3 separate regions of the Homo sapiens genome follow, and all the other regions are linked to region 1. Evidence: chromatin loops called from intact Hi-C (ENCODE). Cell type or tissue: heart right ventricle. All regions are shown on one strand.

Region 1 (8,000 bases):
GGAGGGGACATTTGAGGAGGGAGAGGTAGGATTTGGATTCTAGGGCATAGTATCACTGGAATAGCTTCCAGGGCAAAGGGAATAGAATGAGTCAAGGCAGACATGAAGGAAACATGGGGAAGAGCAAGCAGTTCAGTTGTTATAGCACATGAGATATGCCAGATGTCAGAACCAGGGGAAGGCAGGTTGGCAAGTCCCATTGGGATTAGATGGCGGCAGGTCTACAGGGCCAGCCTTCACGCTTACTCCAGGAATCCATCCTGCTCTGGCTGGAGCACCCCAAGGACACTGTGGCAGGACTGGATGTAGTGGATGTACATGGCTGAAGATAAATGCTTGTGACCACCGGCTCTGCACATGTTTGCTGCATAATGATGGAGCACCAACCCAGGCTTCTTCCTACCAACTGCATTGAAGGAGCAGTTGCACTATTCCCAGCTCTGATAACTGCCTGCCTGGCCCCTTTTCCCTTTATCACATTCCAGAAAACTGCTGTCGCACTCTCTAGGGTCAACCTGTCCCAGGCAATGTGGTCAAAAGACACAATCAAGACCCAGGACACAGAACTGCAAGCAGACCTGCAGCAGAGCCCGCCTGGGATGATTAATTACAAGAAGCAGCTGCATCCCTGACCGCTGCTTGGCAGACTCGGGGTCACAGCTGTGCAAAAGTAGCACCTGCTTTGCTTCAAGAACTTCTTCATGCCCGTCAAGCAGCCTTTTACAAGAAGACAGCAGAGTACCTAAATATGTGCCTCCCTTGAACAAGCCACGTTCCATGTATTAATCTTGCCAAAGGACTTTTTATTCCAGCATGTTTCCACATCTCAATTTTTACTGTTCTTACATCCTAACTAGCCTGTGGCCAACAGCTGTCATATTCATCCATTTAGATAACACTCAGGTATTTCCTCTTCTTCCTTAGCCTGGAACATTCCTGATTGATGGTCATTATATTTGCCCTCTTTCAATCCTCTTCACATCTGTATTCCATATGGTAAGAGGAAGGCCCTCCTACCAGGGGTGGTGATCGACAATTAAAATTACAAGATATATTTCCAACTGAATGCCTTGTTAAACAGCTATAAGAAACCTCAAATAAAATGACATGCTGCTGATAAAAAACTATTGGCCCCAAAGGGATGATCCCAGGGAGAAACATACATTCCTGGCTAACACGGTGAAACCCCATCTCTACTAAAAATACAGAAAATTAGCCAGGCGTGGTGGCTGGCACCTGTAGTCCCAGCTACTTGGGAAGCTGAGGCAGGAGAATGGTGTGAACCCGGGAGGCAGAGCTTGCAGTGAGCCGAGATTGCACCACCGCACTCCAGCCTGGGCGACAGAGCAAGACTCCGTCTCAAAAAAAACAAAAACAAAAACAAAACAAAATATTCCGTGACCAAATCTTCAACATAAGCAATAAGGAGGCACCTGCTTTAAAAATTACCTCATGAAATCCAACAGCAAGTGGCGCGTTAAAGAAAGTCAGCATTATTATCATTGGCAGATTAAACTGTGCTCACAAAAGACTCAAAGATGATATAAAAAGGCCTTCACTGCTAAAGACGTTTTCACTTCAAAGTGCATTGTCTAAAAGATTAGAACATTTCTTTTTCATAGAAACAATGATGGTGAAGGTCCCAGGCTATTCAATAAAATTCTGTTAATCCACAATTATAATGAAGAACAACATTGCCAAGCCACACCACTTCCTATTCTCCAACACATTCTGCTCCCCCATCTGGGTGCCCTTTGCTTGTGTATACCTGTCAAATCATACCTAATTGTGGAGACACGGAACAGGTACCTCCTCCTCCAGGAAGCCTTCCTTACAACCTCAGACAAAAGAAAGCCCTCTCCATTGCATGTTTCCGGAGTCCTCTCCTTTATCATTTTCTATAACAGTTCTTACATTGTGTGTTATACAGGCATCTTATTTGTCCTCTTCAGCTGGGAGTTCCTTGTGGGAAGAGATTATATCTTAATAATCTTGGACATCCTACAGCCTCAATGATGATGTCTTAAGAAGGCTAGCTCTTTCGTAAAAGTGTTTAAACTGAAAAACAAATGGCTGCTGTTAAACCAAACAGAATAATGAAGACTAAATGGAACTTTAAAAAAGTGACTGATCATGCCTGATCTATAGTTAGGTGCACAGGAAAGGCTAATTGTAAACTGAAAAACAACAAAGAATTTTTTTAACACAGCATTCCATTGTATGTTTATGCTATACTTTATTACATTAACCTTTAATTATTGAACACATCCAGCATTTTTTTCATTCATGAAGAATCCTGCAATGAACATAAATGTACTATCAATTCTGTGAATGAGTATTATTTTAGAATAAATTATTGGAAGACATACATGGGCATATGCACTGTTAAGAGTTTATGCAAATTGATGCTTCTAAATGGAAATTCTTTTAAAGTTCCACCAATAGGTATAAGTTTTGCTGTTGTTTTCTGGTAGATTATTTGGCCCCAGTTAGGGACATTTTTTAAATCCACAGTTTGTTAATAGTTTGCTCTTGAATGGGTGCTGAATCATATCTAGGGCTTTATCCAGGGCAGATAAAGCACCTGCCCTGGATGTTCTTCTCGGTTCAACCCTCAAATCCACACTGTCCACCTTTTCTAACCCGCTCTGTGTGAGAAGGGTGGCTTTTTTGCCCTCTGGCTATTGGTTGCGGTCAGCCAATGGGAAGGACCTTCAGGAAATCTAAAGGGGTATGGGTGGGGGAAGAGGGAGAAATTCAGCAAATACGCTTTCCCGGCATCCTCCTTAGTAACTCATCAGTAGCTTCATTTCTCTACCAAAGACCACAGATTCTACTAGATGTTCCCACACCACCATTTCTGAAAACCATCCATCTCCTTGCCTTTCAGGCCTTGGGGGTCAGGGGATGTGCAGGTGGCAGCTCCCTACTTTTCCTGGGCCTGGGATGCTTCACCATGTCTTATTGGGTTCCCTTAACCCAACAGCACCTCTGCAAAGGGTTCCTTTGTTAGACTCTCCCCATTCACCCTTCTGAAATTTCCATCTATTTTTTGACAAGATTAGACTAACATTGTAATTGGTACCAGGAGTAGCTCCAGGAGCAGAGTGGAAGCCCTTAACCATGAGCAACAACATAGACACAATTTCTAAAATGAGCAGGGGTGTCTTTTGTGGCAATGGAAGTATTTTGACCCACAGCATCTATGACTAATTGAATTGTAGGGTCCCTAGAAATGAAATCGATGGGTAGACTTACTCAAGTGTACTTGACTCATGTGGAAAGAAACTTTCTGGTTCTGGTGAGCAGAATCCTAATACAATGAATCCTAATACATGGAATCACTGTAATGGGATTCCATGGCCTCTTGCCCACTTTCCAGACCTAGGCCAGTACACAGAACCAGAGTAGGCTGGATTCTTTGAGGAAGAACTCTATAGTGCGACCACATGTATACAGTGTGCATCTACCTCCAGGCCTTCCTCAGAGGGCCCTGCATTTATTTCCAGGGTGACTATGCAGTAAGGAAAAAGAAATATCCAGACTTTCCAAGGGCTATAAGAGTCATCTCTGAGCCGATGTCAAGCCCTAGAAATTGAATTAATTTCTCAGTGGGTCTGGTGGGACCCACCCTGATTCATTTGTCCAGTTCCAGCATGTAGAAGGCCATCATCAAAGATCTGAGAAAGACAGGGGTCCTGGGTCTTACCATAGTGGCCATTTATTTAGCTTGTTGGGCCTGTACAAAACTCAGATAAGTCTGGAGAATAACTGTACATTATCACCTACTTAATCAGGTGAGGATGACAACTGTAGCTTTGGTTCCAGATGTGGTAATTTACTGAGAAAATCAGTACAGCCACTGGCTACAGGTATGCAACTATTAACACAGCAAATGCCATTTCTTCGATTTCTGTTGAAAAAGATAACCGGAAGAGATTTGTCTCCACATGTTTTCCCTTGAGACCATGATAACTCCCCTGCTTCTTTGTCATAATATAATGCACAGGGATCTTGATTATTTTGATATCCCATAGAACATCATGTGTGGGCACTCCCTCAGTAACAGTGTGCTCATTGTACACGGTAAGGAAAACTTCCCATCATGAACTGGGTAGCATCTGAGTCACCAGATCATAGAGGTGGGCACAGCACCTGTAGTTACATGGAAAAGATCTAAATGAGACTGACTCAAACAAGTACAGAAGGTACAAGTAAATGGCATGAGCACGTAGCTTTCTCCCCGTCAAGGTGCCTCTTCCTTATGCTTCACTACTTCTCCCTCTACCCACACTGATGACCTCATAGGGAATTCCTGCTCACCAGTCTCCAGTTTATGGAGGGGTTTTCAGGGTGTAAAATCCACTAGGAGTGGCCTTCAAAGAGTGGTGAAGGGAAATCCTCATTTGGGCAGACTTTGGGTAGTACAGTCAGATGGCTGCCTATTTCACCTGGAAGAGAAGAGCAGGAGTAAGGCTCAACATTGTCATTGGCAGAGGTTAACAGGTAAGTGACTGGCTAGAAACTTGGAAAGACCAATACTGGAAAATTGGTGATAGGGAAGCCTGGGCTAGAGATGTGTGGGTGGGTCTCTCAGAATGAGCACAGAGAAGACAATCATTTCTTACAAAAATGCCCACCAGAGGGCATCCACTCCAGTGCCAGCTCTCAGTAATGACTAAGTGTGGATGCCAGTTAGCCTCTTTCCCCAGCCACCCCAGTGCTTGCTCAGGCTCTTATCCCAAGTGGCCCTGAAGGTATGGCTGGGGTCAAGAAGCCTGGACTTTCCCCAGCGAGGCTTATTTGGTTCCTGACACCACTGAGTTCCCTATGAGCCAATGGCAAGTATGGCCCTAATCCCTGAGTATACCAAGCAGCCACATAGGACACATTGATTCCATTGCTCCTTTCATCATGGAGGGGGCAACAAATTTGGCCTCACCATGATAAATGCCTATTCTGTTAATAGACTTACTTTTCTTGCCTATTGTGCTTCCACATGCATCATGATTGGTGCCTTATCAGCTGCCACGTTACCCCAAACAACATAGTCTCCAGCAAAGCAGTTGTTCTATAGCAAAAAAGTATAGCCTTGGCTGGGCACGGTGGCTCACGCCTGTAATCCCAGCACTTTGGGAGGCTGAGGCGGGCGGATCACGAGGTCAGGAGATCGAGACCATCCTGGCTAACACGTGAAACCCTGTCTCTACTAAAAATCAAAAAAAAAAAAAAAAATTAGCTGGGCGTGGTGGCAGGCGCCTGTAGTCCCAGTACTTGGGAGGCTGAAGCAGGAGAATGGCATGAACCCGGGAGGCGGAGCTTGCGGTGAGCCCAGATCGCACCACTGAACTCCATCCTGGGCGACAGAGTGAGACTCTGTCTCAAAAAAAAAAAAAAAAAAAAAAGTATAGCCTTGAGATTTACTATGTGCCCCATCACCTAGAAGCAACTGCCTTAATAAAATGGCAAAGGTTTGATTACAAGAACTGGGGGGAAACAACATTCTGCAAGGTTGGGGAGCTACCCTACAGGACGTAGTAGATGCCTTTAATTAGCAGCCAATATGCAGGGCCACTACAATAGCCAGAATGCATGAGTCTGGGAGGTAAAGTGTGGATGTGGGAGTTGTCTCTCTCCCTATTTTACCAAACAATCCACTGAAGAATTGCTTTCCCTTGTTATGACCTTGAGTTTGATGGGGTTGGAGTGTCTGGTGCCTAAGGTAAGAAAACTCCCGCTAGAGATCACAGCGATATATCAATAAAATTATAGCTTGACACTGAACCCCAACCACATTATTTCTCATACCACCAAACTAACAGGCGGAGGAGTCACTCTACTGACTGGGGTAATTAATCCCAATGGCTACGGGGAAACTGGGTTGCTGTCGTGCAATAGAAGCAAGTGAGACTGTCTGGTAGACAACGGTTCACCGTATTGGCGGAAAATTGCAGAAATCCAGTAAAGACAGGACCACCCAGAGCTTGGATCCTGTGGAAATGAAGGCTGGCATCATTTCACCAGGAAGGAAACTCATTCATCAGAGTTGCTGGCAGAAGGTAAGGGGAACAGGAAAAAGGTGGTGAAAAATAGAGCTAGGATGATCAGCTTAGGCTTTTGACCAGTTAGCTGCTGTGACTTACGTTCCAAAATTGTTTCCTGCCCTCCACCTTTTGGGCCTGAACTTACACTAAAAAAAAAACAGGCGAGGTTTCACATGGTGATACTATTGAAGTCATATCAGCTCAGATAATTTCTTTAATTTTCTCTTCTTCATCTTCTTCTGTTTCTCCTCCTGGAACTTCTATTCTGCTGACTGAGTCCTAGCTCTATTCTTGATTATCTTTATCTTTTTATTATTATGGCTCTATTGATTGTTTTTATCTTTTATCTCTATTAATCGCTTGATTAATTTATCTTTTCATTTGTAATTCTCATCTCTGACTTTTGCTTTTGCATTCCAAGAGAATAACATTAGTTGGTCTGATTTCTAAGACTTTTTCTGAAGTATCCATTGTGATATTTAGGCTATTTTTTCTTTTGGAAATTATGTGTTTTTCCAAGATCTGTTTTTTCTCAGCATTGCCCTTTCCCATGGCTGTCTGCTCCTGTTTTATAAACATGATCTCTTTCCCAATCTCACTGCAAATATGAATTCAGTGTGTTTGAATTCCTGTTTTCTGGCACTCTGCTTGATCCACCTCTTCAAGCTGCTAATTTTTGTTCATTTTTATGAAGAAAAGTTGAGATCAGTGGTTTGAGGAGTAACATATCATAGTCCCTTGGAAAATGTTTTTTCAAAATACATATACCCAGTTTCCCTTTTTTTCTTCCAGTGCCCCATTTCCCCACTCCCAATAAAAGTATAACAATCTCCAGTAAAAGCTGTCTAGATAAAGATATTAATAAAAAACATAATCTATCTACATAATTCTGATATGCTTCCTTCCTCCACATGGAGAATCAGCAGGCTAGTGTGCACAGCACACTTAAATGATGTGAACTCTGGGAACTCAGGCCATTATTTGATTAACACGTTGGTTTACTGTGATAGTAGGTATGTAGGTGCTCTGTGTGTTGGCAGTGGTAGCTCATAAGATAAACTTCCTTCCAGGGACAGCAAGCCAGGAATGTTGTTGGAGTCTTAGAACAACCTGGTTATTCCCCAGTCTCTCTTTCTTTGTAGCATTAACTAAAAGGGCCACATATCTCAAACGCTGGAGCCCCAAGATGGTAGAGCACAATCAGTTGAGAATCCATAGTGACTGCTGATCCCTATGAATCATAAGCTTTTGCTGTGTTAAAACACCAAGACTATGAAATTCTTGTTTTAACACAGAATAACTTAGTGTATTCTGATTATTTAGTATCTTGAGTGTTGTTTTCCACATGACACATCAGAATTTTCCTATACCCTTAAAGACTATACAAGAATGAGACTTTGAATGGCTCCACAATATTTCATCGTAAGTTTATGTACTGTAAATTTACTGACCTAATCCTCTACTGTTGAACATTTGGTTGAAAACAGTTTTAGAAACTATAAACAATGTTGTAACAAACTCCATTGTGTTTGGCATTCGTTCATTGTCAAAATTTCACTAGTGCTACTCACATGATTAGAAATGATTACATACTGCTACAAATAACAAAATATTAGTGTACCATAGATTTAAGAACTATAATGTTTTTATTTGAAGATGACATGATTGTTTACATGGAAAATTCTTGAGAATCTACAAAACAAGTAAAACTAATACATTTATTTAATAAGATCAGACCATGTAAAATATGCATGCAAAAATCAATTGTATGTTATGTACTAGTGACAAACAGTTGAAAATGGAATTAAATAAAAACAATTAAACAGAGAATACCACAAAAAACATAAAAATTTTAGGATTTAATTTGTAAATACATGCAATATCTCTACATTGAAAATTACGAAACATAACTGAGAGAAATAAAAAATAGCTAAATAAATAAACATACCATTTTCA
Region 2 (8,000 bases), 63 kb before region 1:
AACCCCCATTAAATACCACAAGGAAATCATGGAGTTATTGCACGCAGTGCAAAAACCCAAGGAGGTGGTGGTCTTACACTGCCAAAGCCATCAAAAAGATGAAGGAGAAAAGGCAGAAGGAAACCGTCAGGCAGATGCTGAGGCCAGAATTGCTGCCAGGTGGAACCTCCCATTAGAAATACCTATGGAAGGACCCTTGGTATGGAACAATCCCGTCCAAGAGATCAAGCCCCAGTATTCCCCAATTGAAACAGAATGGGGACTTTCATGGGGGCATAGTTTTCTCCTCTCAGGGTGCTTGACAACAGAAGAAGGAAAGGTACTCATAACCAAAGCCAGCCAGTGGAACATACTTAAAATCCTCCACCAAACTTCTCATACGGGTATTGAGAACACTCATCAAGTGGCCAAGTCCCTATTTACAGGGCCAAATCTCCTCCAGACCATCTGACAGGTAGTCAAAGCCCGTGAGGTGTGCCAAAGCAATAATCCCTTGGTCCATTGTAAGGCTCCTCTGGGGGAACAAAGAATAGGTCACTATCCAGGAGAGGACTGGCAGTTAGACTTCACCCATATGCCTAAGTCAAAGGGATTTCAATACTTGTTGGTCCTTTGATAACTTTATAAATTGGATAGAAGCCTTCCCCTATAAGACAGAGAAGGCTCAGGAAGTGGTTAAAGTCCTAATTCATGAAATAATTCCTAGATTTGGGCTTCCCCAAAGATTACAGAGTGACAATGGTATGGCTCTTAAAGCCATGATAACTCAGGGAATTTCCACGATGCTAGGGATACATCACCTTCACTGTGCCTGGAGGCCACAATCCTCAGGGAAGGTCGAGAAGGCAAATGAAACACTCAAGAGGCACTTAAGGAAACTAACACAAGAAACTCATCTCCCATGGCCTACTCTTTTGCCCATGGCCTTGTTGAAAATCCGAAATTCTCCTCATAAAATGAGGCTGGGTCCATATGAAATGCTGTATGGATGATCTTTTCTCAAAAATGACCTCCTACTTGATCAGGAACTTGGTCAAAGATATAACTTTTTTGGCAAAGTATCAACGAAACCTTAAAAACTTACCTGAAGGATGTCACAGAGAAAAGGGAACAAGGTTGTTTCAACCAGAAGATCTAGTGCTGGTCAAATCTCTCCCCTCTACCTCCCCATTTATGGATTCTTTGTGGGAAGGACCATATTTGGTAATCCTTTTTACCCCCACTGCAGTTAAGGTGGCAGGAGTGGAATCTTGGATTCACCACACCCGAGTTAAACTTTGGACATCCCCTGTGGGACCATTAGCTCGGGAGTCCCAAGATCAGCCAGATCAGCCAGACCAGCCTCGATACACCTGTGAACTGTTGGAGGACTTGTATCTCCTATTTTGAAAGGAAACATCCCAGACTAAAAAGGCTCCTACCACTGATCCTGAGGAAAAGCCCCATTCCTCCTTAAAAAAGGTAAGTGAAAACCTACATAATCTTTAACACCTCTCCTTACCCCTTTAATGGAATCCTTTTACTATTTCATCTTATTATTAAGCAGCATACTAACCATACTCTTTGCAATAGGTCTATATACTGTAGCTCCTGCAGGGATGAAAACCCTAATCACATCAACCTTCTTTCTATCTTCCTTCCTTCTGACAGCAATTTACTCCTACCTTTAACACAAACTGGATAAAATGATCTCATCTTCCAGAGCACCCTCTTTACTTTCCTATTTACTCTTTGCCTATCTATCCCTCCTGCTTCCTTGCATAACCCATACAATCACCCCTCCTCTTCCACTAGCTCCTATTTACCTCTACAAGACTCTCAACTTAACCCACTCTCTGTTAAACCAGTTCAATCCTTCCATGGCAAATGACTGTTGGCCTTGTATCTCTCTATCAACCTATGCTTAGGTTGCCATTCCTGTTCCTGCAAAAAAACTGGGTCTTTACCAACTTAACCTACCACCCTCGTTATGAAGGAAAAGACCCTTTCTGACTTCTAAATATGCAATCATTAACCAACTTCCCCATCTTTGATGGGACCAAGAATACCCTAACAGGACGTGCAGTCCAACTTTTATGTTCTTATATTTCCAACCTCACCTATTACACAAGCAATGAAAAGCCCATACATAGCCCTGTAACTGTGAATACCATCTTAACTTTCCAAGCCCCTTTATGCATCTAACGCAACCTGTTACCAGGCCTGCCCCTGGGGCACCTACTACCCCATCTGTGTAATTTCACCCTACAACTTCAAGCCCCAACTGATCATAGTAACTTCCAAGTCCCCCAAACAGCTCCATTCGGATGGCTTGTCCGCTTCTCAGGGCCTCCAAAAATCATTACCTCCTCCCTGCTTAACAAATAGTCCAGGTTTTGTAATGGCAAACGTACTCCCTGCATGACCATTCACCCCTGGACCCCCTGCAGCAGCGCCCCCACCACTAGTGAATGCCTTCTCATCCCCTCTTTCAATCATTCTCTTGAATGGTTCCTAGTAGATACAAAACGGTTTTTTTCTCCATGGAGAAAACAGAACACAGGGAGCCACTCAGTTTGCTTTCAACACCCCTTTCCAGCCACTCACTGGAGCTACCTTGGCAAGTACTCTAGGAGCATGGGAAAATAAAAACGACAAACTCACATACCTTTTTAACATACACAACTAGTTCTGTCTATCCAGCCAAGGTATATTCTTCTTATGTGGAACATCAACCTATATCTGCCTCCCCACTAACTGGACAGGCACCTGCACCTTAGTCTTCCTAAGTCCTAACATTAACATTGCCCCAGGAAATCAGACCCTATCAGTACCCCTCAAATCTCAAGTCCATCAGCACAGAGCCATACGACTAATACCCCTACTTATAGGGTTAGGAATGCTACTGCTACAGGAACCGGAATAGCCAGTTTATCTATTTCATTATCCTACTACCACACACTCTCAAAGGATTTCTCAGACAGTTTGCAAGAAATAACAAAATCTATCCTTACTCTACAATCCCAAATAGGCTCTTTGGCAGCAGTGACTCTCCAAAACCACCGAGGCCTAGACCTCCTTGCTGCTGAGAAAGGAGGACTCTGCACCTTCTTAGGGGAAGAGTGTTTTGTTTACACTAACCAGTCAAGGACAGTACAAGATGCCACCCGGCATTTACAAGAAAAGGCTTCTGAAATCAGACAACGCCTTTCAAACTCTTTTACCAACTTCTGGAGTTGGGCGACATGGTTTCTCCCCTTTCTAGGTCCCGTGACAGCCATCTTGCTATTACTCGCCTTTGGGCCCTGCATTTTTAACCTCCTTGTCAAATTTGTTTCCCCTAGGATGGAGGCCATCAAGCTACAGAAGGTCTTACAAATGGAACCCCGTTTGTAAGTTGTTAGTTGAGCTCAACTAACAACTTCTACCAAGGACCCCTGGATCGACCCACTGGCCCTTTGGCTGGCCTAAAGAATTCCCCTCTGGAGGAAACTACAACTGCAGGGCCCCTTCTTTGCCCCTATCCAGCAGGAAGTAGCTAGAGTGGTCATCGCCCAATTCCCAACAGCATTTGGGATGTACTATTTAGAGGGTGGATTGAGAGGTGAAGCCAGCTGGACTTCCTGGGTCCAGTGGGGACTTGGAAAACTTTTCTGTCTAGCTAGAAGATTGTAAATGCACCAGTCAGTCCCCTGTGTCTAGCTAAAGAATTGTAAATGCACCAATCAGCACTCTGTAAAAATGCACCAATCAGCACTCTGTGTCTAGCTACAGGATTGTAATTAAACCAATCAGCACTCTAAAAATGCACCAATCAATGCTCTGTGTCTAGCTAAAGGATTGTAAACACACCAATCAGCACTCTGTAAAAATGGACCAATCAGCACTCTGTAAAATGGACCAATCAGCACTCCATAAAATGGACCAATCAGCACTCTGTAAAATGGACCAATCAGCAGGACATGGTCAGGGACAAATAAGGGAATAAAAGCTGGTCACCCCAGCCAACAGTTGCAACCCGCTCGGGTCCCCTTCCACACTGTGGAAGCTTTGCTCTTTTGCTCTTCACAGTAAATCTTGTTGCTGCTCACTCTTTGGGTCCATGCCACCTTTAAGAGCTGTAACACTCACTGCGAAGGTCCCTGGCTTCATTCTTGAAGTCAGTGAGACCAAGAACCCACTGGAAGTAACCAACTCTGGACACACAAGGAAATAAACTTCAAACCAATATCTCCTGAGAACATAAATACAGAAAACTGTTCAACAAAGTATTGACAAATCAAATCTAACAATATATAAAAATTATAATACCTCACAACCAAATCTAGCTTATTCTGGTAATGCAAGATCAATTCAACATTCAAAAAAAATCAATGTAATTTACTATATTCATATATTTAAAAAATCATATAGTCCTACCAATAGATGCAATTAAAGAATGACAAAACTTAAAAGCCATTTTTGATTTAAAAAAAAACTCAGCAAACTGGGACTAGAAGAAAGGAACTGCTTTAACCTGATAAAGTACATCTACAAAATACCTGCAGCAAACATCCTACTTAATAGCAGACAATTTAATGCTTTCTCTCCTAATGTCAGGGAAAAAAAAAGATGTTCATACTTAGCATTTCTATTCAACATTTTGCTGAAATTTCTAGTCAGCAAATTGAGGGGATATAGATTGGAAAGAAAGAAATATAACGTTTCTATTCACAGACAGCATAATAGTCTACGTAGAAAACTTTAAAGAATATGCAAAAAAGCTCCTAGAACTCATAGGTGAGTTTAGCAAGACCCTAGGATATAAGATCAACACAAAATTTAGTCACATTTCTTTATACTAGAAATGAACAACTGGAAATCAAAATTTGAAACAAAATACAATGGTACCAAAATTCAAGAAATACTTAAGTATAAATTTAACAAAATATGTATAGAATCTGTATTTGGAAAGCTATACTGATGAAAACAATCAAAGAACCAAATAAATGGAGATATATACTATGTTCATGGATTAAAGACACAGTGTTGTTTATGACATCAGTTTTCTCCAAATTGATTATAGATTCAATGCTATAAAAAATCCCAGCAGAATCTCCTATAGATATTGCAAATTGGTTCTATTACTTATATGGAAAGGCAAAGAAAGTAGCAGAGACAAAACTATCTTGAAAATGAAGTCAGAAGACCCATACTACCTCGTTTTAAGACTATTTTAAACCTACAAAAATCAAGTCACTGTGATATTGCTGAAAGATTATATACATAGATTAAGAAACAGAATAGAGTCCAGAAATAGACCCACATACATATGGTCAATTCACTTTTGACAAAGTCACGAAGGCAATTCACTGGAGAAAGAATAGTATTTTCATATGTTTCTGGAACAAGTGAATATTCATATAAAAAAAGATACTCAAATATACTTCACATCTCATAAAAAGTTATTCAAAATGAATCATAGACAATCTAAGGCTATAAAACTTTTAAATGAAAACAAATGGGGCAATCATTGTGATATTGTACCAGAGTTCTAGATATAATCCCAAAGGCATGCATGGTCCATTAAATAACAACAAAATGTATTATACTTCTCCAACATTAAAAACATCTGCTCTGCAAAACATACTGTCTACAGAATAAAAATGCAAGCCATGAACTTCAAGAAAATATTTGCAAGTCATATATCTGAAAAAGACTTATATCCAGAGTAGATAACCCTCAAAACTCAGGAATAAGCAAATAATCAAACTTATAAAAATGAACAAACGATTTCAACAGACACTTCAACAAAGAAGATACACATGGGAAATAAACCCCTGAAAAATACTCTCAACATCATTAACCATTAGGAAAATGCAAAATAAAACCACAGTGAGATACCACTAAACACCTTTCAGAATGTCTAAAAATTTTAAAAAGCTGAAAATATCAAATCACCAGCAAGGATATAAACCAACTGGAGGGCTTATACATTTTTGTTGGGAATGCAAAATGGTGGTCACATAGGAAAACCAAAAAGTAGAAATAAGAAGAAAATATATTGTCAAATATTTATTTATTCATTATGAATCCTACAGATCAGTGAGAAACACTAACGATATCAATAAAAAGAGACAACATCAATAAGCACTTCATTAAAAATGAAAAGCAAATGGCACAAAAAAGTGGAAAAAATTACAGATCCAGTGTTAAGCAAATAAATGAAAAGTGAAATATTAGATACTATTCTTCATGATTCACCACTGACAAGGATTTTTAAAATAACAGTATTCAGTACTCAAACTACTGGTAGCAATGTTATTTGTTAAAACTTTCCAGAACATGATTTGTAAATATCTGTCATGAACTATAAAAAATTTCATCCCCTTAGAATCAGTAATTTTACTTCCACGAATGGATTCTAAGAAGTAATCAAAAATGAAGATAAAGATTTATATATAAATAAGCTCATCATGGCATTATTTTCAATACTGGAACAGTGGAAACAACCTTAATACACAAAAGGCTTATAACCAGTTGTGGCACAACTATAAAACAGAATAGTATTCAGCCACTAAAAAATATTTATGAAGAGTTTTTGATGACATGGGAAAATATTTCTGATGTAATAAGATTGAAGAAAGCAGGATAAAAAACTGTATATATTATGACACTGATAATATATATATAAACATGCATATATATTATTTTTAAGGTTAAGATTGCTTATATATGGATATTTATGTGTGTGTCTCTACAAAGAAATATAACCATTAAGGCTACCAGGCTAGATTTTCTTATTCTATTTTTAAAAGATCTAAAATTTCTTTCTCAACTCTGATAGATGTTTTATATTTTAAAAATTATACTACTTGTATAATCAAAAAAATATTTTTAAATAATGTTTTCTTTTATGGCATATGATAAGACCTGGTTTTTATGTCTGCTTCAGCTGGAGACCCACGCTTTTTCATAAGATAATTTTATCTAAAGGGAAAATGCCAAGAATATAGTTTTCTTCAGGATTATATGATACAAGAAGCTTCACCACTCCCTGGATAGCCATGATCTCTTAGTGACAACGAAGATTTCAGTTCACATCATCTTAGGGTTTTATTGACCCCATAATATCCATCAATATCACAAGAATAGGTTTTGTTTTATCCAAACCTGACTCAGAAAATTTTATAAATGATAGCTTACAAGACTAAAATATCTTATCAATATCTTCTAATTTTTTTCGTCACTGTGTAACTCACATTCCATAATGAACATAGCAAAATGGACAGAATTGGAGTGTTATTTCATTAGTACAATGAGGCAATTATGTCAAAGCTGTCAATCATTCTAGACTTCTTGGTGCCTAGATATTATGCTTTTGTATATGCCAAGTTGCCTCAATTTTACCAATCAGATTCCTGTGCAGGAATATCATAAAATGTTATAGATGAGGAAAATGCAAGATTAAAGAATGTTGTTTAAAGCAATTAACTGGGGAAATAAGAAAAATAAATGAAATGAACAATTACCTGGACAAGAAGAATACAGGCTAAAAATAACATTCACCTTGGGTAATTCAGGAACATTTGCCTTGAAAGAATAATGGCAGATAATTGATTCAACTACCTACTAAGGGCCAAGAAATATACCTTAAATACTTTTACCTGAAGTAAAAGTATTATATAATTAATATGAGGCATCATACACTATTAAAGACTTAATTCATTAAGTGACTCACTTTTGTTTGTTTACCGTGGAAAGATCAGTAGCTTGTATTGATTCATTTAAAAGAAGTGAGAGGTATTTCTGCTTTCTTCTTAGGATATAAAAAGATGGAGAGGACATCCTTCTAATCCTTACAACAGCAAGAACAACAAAATGCCAGACTATTGTCAAATTTACAACTCATCTTGAACCCATGGGAGAGCTGAAGTTTCAGACAATAAAATCTAAGGAATATAGACGTGTTTAAGGAGAGACAGTCATGAGCACTTCTTAACTGGGGTAGATATTGCCAGACATCAGCAAGAAGAAACCAG
Region 3 (8,000 bases), 110 kb after region 1:
TTTATTTCTACAAGTGATGCTGTTATGCACATCCTTGTATCTAAACATTTCCACACTCATTTATATATTTTCTTGGGAAAGAATTCCTAGAGATGAGTGGCATTGTTGAGTTGGAAGACAATGCTCTTTTTAAAGACTTGTTACTTTATGAAATCTTTTTAATTGATCTCCAAATAAAGGACTTGTTAGATTGGCGAGAGCTCTCCCTTCCTCCCAGTGGTAAAGCATGCTTCTCTTTCCAGGGCATGCCTATGTGCAGGAGAAGCCAGCCTCCTTCTGGTGGGTCTGTATATTCCATTCTTACTATCAAATCACCCTACATAATGGGAACCCCATATAACAAGGCTTCTATTATATCACCAAATTGCCCTCAAGAGAAGTTGTTCCAATTTACCATGTTGTGAACAGTGTATGGGATTTATCCCCATTTATTTTAGATCTGTTATATGAGAAGGTTCTGGTCCATCCTTAATGAAGTACATATGTGGGTTTTATGCTGTTCCATTTCCCAGATGCCTCTGGAGCCAGGCAGAGATCACAAGTGTGAGGGGACTTCAAAACGTTCGTGGAAAACATGGAACTGAAACATAAAAATAGAAGCCAGGCATAGTGGCATGCATCTGTAGTCCCAGCTACTCAGGAGCCTGAGGAAGGAAGATTGCTTGAGCCCAGGAGTTTGAAACCAGCCTGGGCAACATAGCACGATCCTGTCTCTAAAAATAAGAAGAAGAAGAAGGAGGAGGAGGAGAAGGAGAAGGAGGAGAAGGAGGAGAAGGAGGAGGAGGAGGGAAGAAGAAGAAGAGGAAGAAGAAGAAGAAGAAGAAGAAGAAGAAGAAGAAGAAGAAGAAGAAGAAGAAGAAGAAGAAGAGGAAGAAGAAGAAGGAGGAGGAGGAGGAGGAGAAGGAGGAGAAGGAGGAGGAGGGAAGAAGAAGAGGAAGGAGAAGAAGAAGAGGAAGAGGAAGAAGAAGAGGAAGAAGAAGAAGAAGAGGAAGAAATAAACTTTATTTCTCAACACAATCTCCATGAAGGTCAAGACAATTTTGTAGGTGATAATACTAGCCATTTAATCCATCCCTAAACAACGTAGCGTCCTTGGAATTTAACATGTTAATGCAATATTTTCTACATTATTCACTAAAGAAAAATGGGTGCCCTTTACAGATTTCTTTTAGGATTAGGAAGCAAAAAGAAGTCAGAAGGAGCTAGATCAGGACTATAAGGTGAATTCCAAATGATTTCCCATTTAAATTATCATAAAATTGCCCTTGTTTGATAAGGAGTGAGCAGGTGCATTTTTGTGGTGAAGAAGGACTCTCTGGTGAAACTTTCCCAGCAGTTTTCAGGCTAAAGCTGTGGCTAACTTTCTCAAAACGCTCTCATCTAAGCAGATGTTATCATTCTTTAGCTCTCCAAAAAGACAACAAGCAAAATGATTTGAACATCCCAAAAAACTGTTGCCATGACCTTCACTCTTGGCTGATCCATGTTTGCTTTAATGGGACCACTTCCTTCTCTTGGTTGCCATTGCTTTGGTTGTGCTTTGTCTTCAGGATCATGCTGGTAAAGCCATGTTCCAACTCCTGCTACAATTCTTCAAAGAAATGCTTCCAGATCTTGATCCCACTTGTTTAAAACTTCCATTGAAAGCTGTGCTTTGGTCTGCAGCTGACCTGGGTGCAATGATCTTGGCACCCATTGAGTAGAAAGTTAGCTCAACTTTAATTTTTCAGTCAGAAACATGTAAGCTGAGCCAACTGAGATGTCTTTGGTGTTGGCTGTTAATCATTGGTCCACTTCAATTAGGACATGAACAAGATTAATTTTTTTCCTTAAAAATTGATGTGGATGATCTGCTGCTGCAGGCTTCATCTTCAAAACACATTATTCATTTGTAAACTGCTAATTTCTTTGGGGGCATTGGCTTCATAAAATCTTTGTAAAGCATCAGTTATTTTACCATACTTCAATCCAAGCTTCACTATAAATTTGATGTTTGCTCTTGCTTCAATTTTAGCAGAATTCATGTTGCTCTGATAGGGGCTCTTTTCAGACTGAGGTCTTATCTTTCTTAGTGCCTCAATCTAGATCCTGTTCAGACATGTTATAACAAGTTAGTATGAGTTTATTTTCTTGCAACAAATTTTTGAAATCCATGCATAGTTTTTTTCATAATATGTATTTTTCATGAACATTTTGAAAACCTCTCATATGTGAGTCAGGCTAGATGTAAATCACCAAAAAGTGGGGACCCTGTAAAGAACTGGAATGTCTATGGCCCACTGAAGGCCTTCATATTCAAAAACATTTTTAAACACGTTGCTGGGCCAACAAAATATTTTTGTGGCTCAGATTATATGTGGGCTATGAATTTATAATCCATGATTTATTCCTGAGAAACAATTGGTAATTTTTAAAAAGTAGAATTGTTGCCTCTGATCATGAAACAAAAGCATTTCCTAAGCAAAGCCAATTGGCTCATACAAGTGACCGTGTGTAGTAAAATATTCAGTCCTTACTACATAAAAAATCATACAAAGTGGGCCATCAGGAACTCCAAGATGGACAAAGAACACAAAAATGACCAGACTTTCTCTTCTTGGGATGCAAAACTAGGTGTCATAAAAAGCATAACTGAATGAACAAATGATGACAGCTTCTTGCTACAGTGTTCACTTTCTCCTTACCTGCTATGGGAACAGAGCTCTCTCCTTTTGAGAACCTGGGAGTAATGGGAGATGCATTTATAAATACACCCACACTTTCTGTGAATCTCAGCAGCTTCAATTCCACATCCCTGGAGAACTGACTATAGGAATCCATTAAGTTAATGAGGGGTTAGGTGCAGCTATATCTGTGCAACATGTGACAAGCATCACCCCATAATTGAATAAGGGATCTTTTTGCAAAAACTCTGAGGGAAAGTTATGGCTTCTATTTCTTAACTACCAGAGTGCTGGGCACAGTGCAGGGTACATAAGGGGAAGATATTTAGTAACTACCTGATGTTTGGTGCAGACTTCATGAATACAAATGCTGTGTTAATGTAACCCCCCTCCTCCTCCCCCAAGAAAGTGGATTTACTGTTTTATATACCTTCCTTTGGAGAGTAGGGGGTGGGGGCATTAAGAGAAAGACTCTCGGTCTAATTTTATACTATAAGGATAACTGGGCAAAGTGGAGACAATTTATATTTTTTAACTTTTAAATGTAAACAGCTAGAAATGCACACCTACTCTGGTTGTGCCCAAATCAGGGATAGTGCAAAGTGTCAAAGTATTATTAATTTTCATTGATCATGCAAGGTGTCAATCTGTTACCGATTTTCATTATTGATTATTGGAAGAACTGCTCAAATTTAATTTCTTCACCAAGGCTAGCAGCATTAATGAAAAGACCCATCTGCAGAGATTACCTGGACTTTCCAACCAAGTTTTGATGATACAGGTGCATCTCCCCTCGATTTGTTTGCCTTGAATACTGATTTCCACAGACAATATGTCCACTTTTCATCTCAGTTCCAATTATATGGTGATTGAAACTGGCTTCCAGGAGTTCAGGTTAGTCGATAAGCAAAAGGCAAGATTCTTGCCCTCCAGTTGGTTGTAACCTCTCCAAATTCCTATTCTCATCCTCTCACTTTCTCCTTTGACCCCTCCCTGCCCCAGGATTTACCTGCCACTGGCTCAGACCAAGTCCGCTGTCTTTCCGGGGCCCCTCGTCTAGCACAGTGTCACCTGGTGGCCCCCCTCCGCTATTACAGCAGGACAACAACAGCAGGAGAAAACCTACCCAATCCTTGAAAATGAAGACAGCCAAGATTAACCGCATAAAAGAAAGCAAATGACCGATATAGAGAAACAGAGAAAGAGAGAAAAAAAAATCTTCCTTCTATGGAACTTCCCATAGATTCAAAAGTTGCATGAAAACAGGGTAAGAATTGATTCTGTGGAGACTATTTACAAACATCAAAACTATACTTCTGTTCACATCTTTTCTCAAAATACCTTTTATATTGTAATGGTCAGAGAATGAGGAGGACTTTTGAGTGGTTAACCATTCCCTAAGGAAGTTCTCTCTTTACTGGCTTCTGAAAGCAAAACTATAAAATGTTTTTCTATTCTCTAGCAAATTATGATGATTCATCAATATTATTGATACTTAAGAGTTTATCCTTTCAAATGGCTGCAGCAAACCTCGGAACAACAATTCGTACCTCATGCAAAGCACCTGATGTTCACAAAGGCTGGCTGGGTACCGTAATCCTGGGTCCTGGCTGGTATTTTGCCATGTAAAGAAGAAAAGAACAAAGTGGCAGTTATCTTTTTTTTTTTTTTAGCTATGTTTTGGAAATGACCCCAAAAATGTTTATTGGATGTGATTTTTACATTTATCTATTTTTAAAATGGGTGTTGCTTAGTGATTTCTGCCCTACCATTATTTGTGGTGAATTCCATTGTAGAGACTGAGAAAAAGAAGTTCTTTTCCTGCCAGTTTCATCTTCCCCACTGATTTCCTCACCCCAATGCATGCCCCTAATGGAGCTTGAAATGAATGCAGCTTGGCTTTTGTTTTCTTCCTTTGTTGGCACACCTCTGCCAGAGGCCAGCTGTGGTCTGAGCTGCGGGCACTCATCCTGCAGGGAGGAGTCTGTTCCTCCCAGAGGCTGGAAACCAGAGGGAAAGAAGGGCAGGAGAGGATGGGTTTCCTTTTGCTAGGCCTTGAGCCACAAGTGAATATTACCTTTTGAAATGAGCTGCACTACAGAAAATAAGAGCTTTATAAAATACACGAGAGCCAGGAAGCTAGCAATCCAGTTGGAAAGGTAGAAAGACAACATTAGAAAATGTAAGTGGTCCTCATGCCGGATGAAGTCCCTTATACCTTAAAAACTGCAACATAAATGCAGTATTCTCAAACGTATCCTTGCTGGCCTAAATGTGGATTATTCACACAGACCAAAAAAAGGGAAAGAGAAGGACATCGGTTAAGAAAGTCCTCCAGGGCATCTAACTGTTACCGATTCTGCATTCCTGAACTCTCCCCATACAGCCAAAAGCTGATGGACTTGAGCCCGTGGGTCCCTCCAGTAAAATTGAGAGAGTTTGGCTAAAGATCTTATGGGGATTTAGAGGGGTATGATAACCACCTCTAGAGCCTTTCCTCCTCTAAGACTCCCAGTCTTTTCCCTTGGGAAGAAAACTAGAAGCTCAAGCTGGCCTTCCTGATCTCTCTCCGGCCCATGCTCTGCTATATTGGGAAAGTCACACGCATTTCTCTGACTCAGTGTGTGAGTAACTTAGATGCTCACAGGGATTGCTGTGATGAGCCCAATCTACCTCCCAGTGATGTCAGATAGCTTGAGGCCATGGCTTTTCCCAGGGCCACTTTAGGGAAATTTACTGAACTGCTTTCAGACCTTAAGAGCAATGCAGTGCCCTCTTGTCATCTCAGTGAATTTCCAGAAACCTCCAAGATGGACTGCATTTTCTCCATTGGATCAAGGATATAACGGAGGGTTCTGTTACTGCCCAAGGATTTGGAAGTGAATAAATCATAGCTATTACCATATTATAACATGTTGACATAGAGGCAGATACACAGTTATAGATCCCTATATAGAATTGCCAAAATTATCTCCCTGTTAGTAAACATTTACTCTATGCCTCAGTTATATCTGGGATTTCAATGTACCCTAAGGAATATTTGTAACACAAAAGCATGCAACACTACTAGGTCATAAAGATAGTCTTTCCAAACAAATGTTAACACTAATAAATGCTAAATAGTTATAATGCCCGCTTAGAGTTTGGAAGAGTTTGAGACCATTTGGATTTTACAGATCTCTAAGAAACCGTCCAAGGAAAATTAAATTACTGTCGTCTTTTTTATCTCAATAAATTCTCTCCTAGCAAAGAAAAAACGTTATTCCAAAATATGTAGTAGTCTCCACGCTGCTGCATTCAAGGTGACGATAATTATTCTCACAGAGAGCTGAGCAGTGCGGGATGACTGGAAGACCTCACCAAGGACTTTATTTGTGGAGATTTGGAAAGTCTCTTTATTATGATCCTCATACTTGTCTACCCCTCCCCCATGTTAATGTATCTTCTGTGTTGCTTCCTGCACGAAATCACCAGCAGTGGTGTCTGAGCGATGGTGAGGTAGCCGGGGACATAGCCCGCTCTGCCTGCGTTTGCTGTTGAGACTGGGACACCACGTGGATGTGAAGCCACCGCGTATTTTCTTTGAATCGCCCCCTCACTCCAAAAGCTGGGGGTTTGCTGTGATTCTCAGCCATGAACAGAGACATCCAGGTTGGGTGATGATGAGGTCGTCACAAGGTGAACAGGATGTAAGAAAGGAGCCCTGAAGTGTCTCCAAGGTTTTTGGCCCAATGGGGGAATGTGTTACAGCCTGTTTTCCTCCCCTGAAAATTGCGACATGAATATTAGGTAGATGCTTACAAAACATCAAAGAAAGGTTGAAAATTGTCTGCAAAACCAATTTTACTAAATATGTGTGCTTATATCGTTTATTGAGAAAGAATATTAAGCTCTGGCAAAAAAAGAACCTCAGTGCAGAGAAAATAGGCATAACAAATTTTAATAACTGTTTTCCTGATTACAGAGTAATTAATGATCATTGTAGAAAATTTATAAAACAGAGAAAAGTATGAAGAAAAATCAAGATCAATGCCAATTTTACTACCTTGAGATAACTGCTGTTTTATAAAAAATTATATATATTTATCCTTTCTATTTTTGCATTATCATAAATAATAAAGTTCTCTATGAAATGAGCACTTACTTTATGCTAACATTCTGCTAAGTGCTTTAGACACATTATCTTAGTTTATTCTTACTAAAACCTGTGAATTAAGTATTATTATTGTTCCCATTTAACATCAAGGAACTAAAACAGACCAAGATCACACAAATAGCAAAAGATAAAGATGAGTTCTGAGCCCCGATAGGTGTGATCTCAGAATCAACTCTAAACCAGAACTACTCAAGTGTGGTCCAGGGACCAGTGCTGATCTATGAACTGTATATTACTGGTCAATGCTGAGATAAGTGTAGGAATCCAGGACAAGCATTTAGATGCCTTTGTGGCAACTTCACATTGTGATGTGCATAATCACTGACTCTTATTGATGAAGGGTCTGGGGGCACACAACTTGCATGGCTGGCGAGGGGCACCTAGTGTGAACTGAATACCATTCAGATAGTAGGACACTCACTCTGAAATCAATTGGAGATTTAAGAAGAAACAAATTCGGTCCTTTGCCACAAATAGTTTCCAAAGCATTGCTCTAAACCATTATATTGCCTCCCTGGAGTGAAAACAAAGAAATCAACGTAGCCGAGTAAGATGCTAAGAAATAGGAAGATGCAGTGTTATGAAGCTCAGCTTCAGAAAGAGCTTTGTTGCCCACAAACTCTGTCATTAATGGTGAGTGACTTCTGGCGAGTCCTTGCTCCACCCAAGCATAAGACAGGGCCGGTGAGGACTTGCCTGCAGAGCTGAAGATGGGAGAGAAAAATCCTATGATGGGCTTCTCCATTCTCACTGTGGCAGATGCTACCGGCTGTCCCCACCCCCCTCCATCTTTCCCTCCCTTCTTCCAAAACTGAGTCTTAGCTGAGCACACAGAAGCCCAGAATAAGGATTTGTTCCCCGCATCCCTTGCAGCTGGCGGGGGGACACAGGACAGGGTCCAGACAGAGGGGTGTAAATGGGAGCATCTCTGGAGGTGTCAGGAACTTTCCTCTTTCTTCCTTATTATCTCTGCTTCTATTCTATTGCTTGGAACCTGGATTTGATGGAAGAAGAGGAAAGAGTCTCACCTTGGAGATGGTGGAAAGGAAGCTGGAAGGATCAGAATCCCTAAGGACTTCGCAGACTAACCACAGCAAAACCAGTGCTGGCTGCCTGCTGGACGACTGGCACATGAAGAAGAAATAAACTTCTGTTTCGAATAAGTCACTAGCATTTTGGGT

What was found. Hi-C counts contacts between places; a loop is a spot of excess contacts. Peaks named below come from ENCODE experiments on the same cell type or tissue, not always from the same donor. Only the 100,000 strongest peaks of a DNase experiment are listed, where the experiment ranks them.
Region 2: it touches region 1 in a loop (5-fold over the local background); 4 of 110 quality-filtered maps call a loop at or near these places.
Region 3: a loop joins it to region 1, with 6 times the contacts of the local background. A loop is called at or near these places in 29 of 110 quality-filtered maps.

Annotation. Positions count from the first base shown.
Region 1 is chr15:92,273,304-92,281,303 of GRCh38, forward strand. LOC107987227 (a long non-coding RNA gene) reads right to left here and starts at 4,445. Exons shown (of 2, transcript XR_001751663.2): 1 at 4,324-4,445; 2 at 3,700-3,913. In heart right ventricle, a CTCF peak has its summit at 4,636 (motif pointing right); no DNase peak of the experiment used is centred here.
Region 2 is chr15:92,210,793-92,218,792 of GRCh38, forward strand. No RefSeq gene overlaps it. Among named protein-coding and RNA genes, the nearest start is that of ST8SIA2, 180 kb to the right of the region's middle. In heart right ventricle, no CTCF peak of the experiment used is centred here; no DNase peak of the experiment used is centred here.
Region 3 is chr15:92,379,988-92,387,987 of GRCh38, forward strand. No RefSeq gene overlaps it. Among named protein-coding and RNA genes, the nearest start is that of ST8SIA2, 9.9 kb to the right of the region's middle. In heart right ventricle, a CTCF peak has its summit at 3,742 (motif pointing left); no DNase peak of the experiment used is centred here; H3K27me3 peaks cover 2,576 bases.